Regions from separate parts of the Homo sapiens genome. Here region 2 is linked to region 1. A link is a loop called in an ENCODE intact Hi-C map of the cell type or tissue named here. Cell type or tissue: heart left ventricle. All regions are shown on one strand.

Region 1 (2,500 bases):
GCTAGGACCAGCATAATGTATTTTTTAAATGTCCTTCTCCTTCTTTCCTTTTTTTTTTTTTTGAGAAAGAGTCTCACTCTGTCACCCTGGCTAGAGTGCAGTGGCACGATCTCGGCTCTCACAGCCATAATCATAGCACACTGTAGCCTCAAACTCCTGAGCTTAAGCAATCCTCCCATCTGAGCCTCCAGAATAGCTAGGACCAGCATAATGTATTTTTTAAATGTCCTTCTCCTTCTTTCCTTTTTTTTTTTTTTGAGAAAGAGTCTCACTCTGTCACCCTGGCTAGAGTGCAGTGGCACGATCTCGGCTCTCACAGCCATAATCATAGCACACTGTAGCCTCAAACTCCTGAGCTTAAGCAATCCTCCCATCTGAGCCTCCAGAATAGCTAGGACCAGCATAATGTATTTTTTAAATGTCCTTCTCCTTCTTTCCTTTTTTTTTTTTTTGAGAAAGAGTCTCACTCCGTCACCCTGGCTAGAGTGCAGTGGCACCATCTCGGCTCACTACAACCTCCGCCTCCCAGGTTCAAGCGATTCTCCTGCCTCAGCCTCCTGAGTAGGTGGGATTACAGGCACCCACCACCACGCCTGGCTAATTTTTTGTATTTTTAGTAGAGACAGGGTTTCCCTATGTTGGCCAGGCTGGTCTCGAACACCTGACCTCGTGATCCACCTGCCTCGTCCTCCAAAAGTGCTGAAATTACAGGCGTGAGCCATGGCGCCTAGCCAATTTTTGTATTTTTAGTAGAGACAGGGTTTTGTCATGTTGGCCAGGCTGGTCTTGAACTCCTGACCTCAGGTGATCCACCCACCTCGACCTCCCAAAGTGCTGGAATTACAGGTGTGAACCACTGCACCTGGCCCTTCCCCTTCTTTTCTCAGTACTCATTTCCCTTTCCTCTTTCAGGGTCTTAACACCTCAAGCTTGTTCACAGTTTCCAGCTATTAAAACCCCCTCAGGGATTCTCCTTCCCCCAAAGGAACTTATTTATTATTGTCTCATTTAGCAGAGAGTTTCTAGCAACTAGCTATTACAGCAAAGTTCTGAATATTCTGTATTTCATGTTTAAGTCACAGAATACTTGGGGTGTCACTTCGCTAGCCAGAAACCTCTGTGGCCAGTGGCACCTTTGCCTGAGTTTTGCTCAGGCCCGCCGGGCTCGTTCCGTCCACTCAGCCTGGTAGGCTATGCTCAGCTTGTGTTACCAGCACAGATTCCATGCATGCCAAGGACAAGCCAGGCACGGAGCGGCAAGAGGTGCACAGGCGAGCCAGCACAGGGTCCGGCCACTGCGCACAGCCAGGCACGCCAGCTGCCAGGGGGTGAGCAGCTCGAGGCGCCAGCTCCCTGAGAGGCTGCAGCTGAACCAGGCGTACTACAAGCAGCTTCCACTGCAGGCACTGGGGAACATGGTGCTGCCCAGAAGCTTGGAGAGGCCAGGAACCACAGAGCTCCAAAGAGGGTGTCACAGCCCTGGCTCAAGGAGCTCCTAGGTCTGGGCTTCCCAAAGGGCTACAGCTCTTCTCTTTCTCTCTCCTCTCTTCTCTCTTTCTGTTGCCCACAGCGTGGCAAGCAGTGGGGGAGGGGAGGACGTGTTTCGGCTCTGTTTGTGTTTCAGCTCTTTCAGTCCCACCATTTGGCAGATCCCGAGTTCTTGTCCCACGTCCAGGAAGAATGAGGTATATGGACAACTGGAGGACGAGCAAGGTGAAGAGGTGCTTTATTGAGCAACACAACAGCCCTCAGGAGACCCCAAGCGGGTAGCTCCTTTCCGCAGCAGGTCGTCCCAGCATCTGTGCAGCCCTCAGCGGAGAGGAGACCCAGAGTGGATAGCTCCTATCTGCAGGCAGGTCATCCTGACGTCTCTGCAGCCCTCAGTGGAGAGGAGACCTGGAGTGGGAAGCTCCTATCCGCAGGCAGGTCATCCCATCAAGTATGGCTGAGTCCAGGGTTTCTACGGGCTTCAGCGGGCAGGAAGTGCATGCTGATTGGTCCATGGGCAGCCACAGGCAGCCCGGAAAAAGCATCGTAAGTTCTCATTCCAGTCCACAGAACTGGCAGCCTGGGCCCCAGGCTTCAGGCCATCCCTGGCTTGAAGGTGGGGCTTCACCAGGGACCCGCCCATTTCCGCCTAGGAGCCTGTCTGCCTCCTGCTGTCATCAACCTGCTGTCCACAGCGCCCAGGCTATTCACGAAGGGGCGCCTGCAGGCCTGAATGGAGCTGCTCTCAGCTCCGCCTTGGCGTCCCCTCCTGTGCTGCTGGACACCCAAAATCCAGAGGGGGCCAAGGCAGAAGGGGGCTGGCATGTCAGCACTGCCCCTAGCACACGCAAACCCAGCCAGGTCATGACAGTGCCCAGGCTTGGCCTCAACTTTGCTCCAAAATCAGAGCAGGCACCAGGAGCAAGGAGAGGCCAGGCAGTGGGAGCAGGCACTTCAAGCCTGCAGGGGCAGGGGAGGTTCCTGGGCCCCCAAAAGCACAGGGAAGCCCGGG
Region 2 (2,500 bases), 250 kb after region 1:
CAGGGGAGCTGTTCTCTTCCTTCTTGCCTACTAAACTTTCCACTCCTTAATCCACTCTACGTGTGTCTATGTTGCTAATTTTCTCGGCATGTGACAAAGGACCCTGGATGTTTCCCCAGACAATGGAGCCATATCACGATGCTCAGCTAGTTTTTGTATTTTTAGTAGAGACGGGGTTTCGCCATGTTGGCCAGGCTGGTCTCTAACTCCTGACCTCAAGTGATCCACCTGCCTCAGCCTCCCAAAGTGCTGGAGACAAAGGACCCTGGCACAAGACAAAGGACCCTGGGTGTTTCCCTAGACAACGTAGCCATGTCATTTTTGGGGGCTCATCCGGAATCCCAAGGTACAACATTCAATGGAGCAGTGAGTAGAGGAGCGGACTCAAAATCTGTCCTTTCATTCCAAGGCTCTTGGTCTCCATTTTAAAATCTAATCAAATCAATAACAAGCATCCATCAGCCAGTTAAAGACACGGTTAGTGTGGCTGCCATTCTTAGAGACTTGGATGTCAGGCTTACTGGGGAGAACATGGAGACCCCCCCAATACCCATGGGTCACTGGGCACGTTGGCCATGCTTCAAATCAGCTTCCTTTCAACAAGGAAACCTAACCATCCCGTGAGGCCAGGAAAAGTTCTTAAGCAATTGAGAATTTCTGGCCAGTGCACACCCTTGTGTTATTCAAATGCTTCTGGACTGGACTCAGCCTCCAATAGCCTGCCCAGGTGTTGGTAAAGGGTCCCCAGCTAGCCTGTTGCAAAATTTCCCTTCTTTTTCTATCTGCGATCACTATGTCTCTTATTTTCTCTGTGTGTCAAATGTGAGGGAATTTTTGCAGCCCAGGGAAGTAATCCTGTTGGGGAAGATCAGGAAATGCTGTAGTAACCATGGATGTAGTTCAGGATCTTGTGATCTTTTAGGAACAGAGGGCCTCCCCTTTCCCACACAGTGAGGTCACTCGCTACTAGTCCTCGTGCGAGCACGTGGTATATTTAAGCCAACAGCGCCACCTCGTGGAAATAGAAATCCCCTCTGTAAGACACGTTGGTCCACTGTAGCTTCCCAATTTTTCCATTTTGCAGCTTTCTTTATGCTGCTTCTGTGAATAGGAAAATTCTGCCCCAACAATTAGGAGTAAAATGTCCTCTGCAGCCAAATTTTAGTCCTGATACTGTCCCATCGGCAGGAAAATCGCCATTAGGTCCTTAAGTCCCTTTAAGGCACCTATTCTGTCTCCAATTAAAACAGTACTTAATTAGTAAGGGGATTTTAAGTCTGGAAGTTAACCTGAACCATTTTCTAAGGGTAAATGCCCTAGTGCGGGCCATAATAGTAGCCAATCCAGCACATTCCCTCCGTTAAAGAAGCCTTGCCTTTTACATAGTTTTTCCCAAGATCCATTTTCCAGGGAGGCACACAGATCACACAAGTCTAGGAAATAAAAGGGGAACCACATGCAGAGAACTAGGATAGCATGGGTAGGCATGACTAATCCCATCTTCTAGTTTCTCTGGTTCCATGGCTTGGAGAGTCACACCTACAACCACGGGCGGCACATTTAACAAGGTGCCAGGACCCAGGAACCAAGGAGGGAAAACAGTCGGGGGGGACGCTCCCACTGTCTTCTTCTCCACCCTGGGTCACACACCAAAAGGAAGGAGACTAAATGGATGGCTTTTTCTCACTTCTCTTTCTAGATGGGAAACAGACCATCTACGACCTGCACTCCTCTCAAGTGCATTCTAAAACGCTGGGACTTCTTCAACCTTGAGACTTTGAAGAAAAAGCACCTCATGTTATATTGCACAAGGGCATGGCCTTCTTACCATCCTGGGGACAGACAAACCCGCTGGAGGGAGCCTTGCTTTTAATATTATCCAAAAATTCGATCTTTTCTGCAGACAGAAGGGCAAATGGTCTGAGGTCCCCTATGTACAGGCTTTCTCTGCCCTGTGAGACAACCCAGATCTTTACAAGTTTTGTACAATGGACTCAGTTCTTTTAGCAGCCATGGCAGGCAAGCCCATAGGTAATAATTCCCCAGAGCTAAAGCAGATTCCAGAGGAGCAATCTGAGACAGCTATTGAATGTCCCAACCCTTCTAGTCCCCCTCATCCAGAACCCCCTCCAATCATGCCATCAGCTCCTCCAGCTCCACCATCTTCAATATCACCCACTTTGCCCACTTCGCTCTTACCTCTGCAGGAAATGCCTGATGGAAATGGTGCTATGAAGCTTCATGTTCCCTTCTCATTACAGGATCTTAAGCAAATAAAGGGAGACAAGCCGATTTTCTGACGACCCCGATAGATATATAGAAACTTTCCAAAATTTAACTCAGGTGTTTGATCTCACGTGTTGCTCCTAAGTCAGACTCTCACCGCTGCTGAAAAGCAGGCAGTTCTTCAGGCAGCAGAAAAATATGGAGATGTGTGGGTGAAGGATTACCTAGGTGCTGAGACAAGAGACTGAAGGCACAAACTGTTTCAGTATAATAA

What was found. Hi-C counts contacts between places; a loop is a spot of excess contacts. Peaks named below come from ENCODE experiments on the same cell type or tissue, not always from the same donor. Only the 100,000 strongest peaks of a DNase experiment are listed, where the experiment ranks them.
Region 2: it touches region 1 in a loop (4-fold over the local background); 30 of 110 quality-filtered maps call a loop at or near these places.

What each region holds. Positions count from the first base shown.
Region 1 is chr3:196,271,751-196,274,250 of GRCh38, forward strand. All of the region lies in intron 1 of PCYT1A (phosphate cytidylyltransferase 1A, choline), which reads right to left. Among named protein-coding and RNA genes, the nearest start is that of PCYT1A, 15 kb to the right of the region's middle. RefSeq lists an enhancer at 1,334-1,833. In heart left ventricle, no CTCF peak of the experiment used is centred here; DNase peaks (open chromatin) are centred at 1,291 and 1,841.
Region 2 is chr3:196,518,332-196,520,831 of GRCh38, forward strand. It overlaps a transcript of SMCO1 not described here. Among named protein-coding and RNA genes, the nearest start is that of SMCO1, 4.2 kb to the left of the region's middle. In heart left ventricle, a CTCF peak has its summit at 1,026 (motif pointing left); no DNase peak of the experiment used is centred here.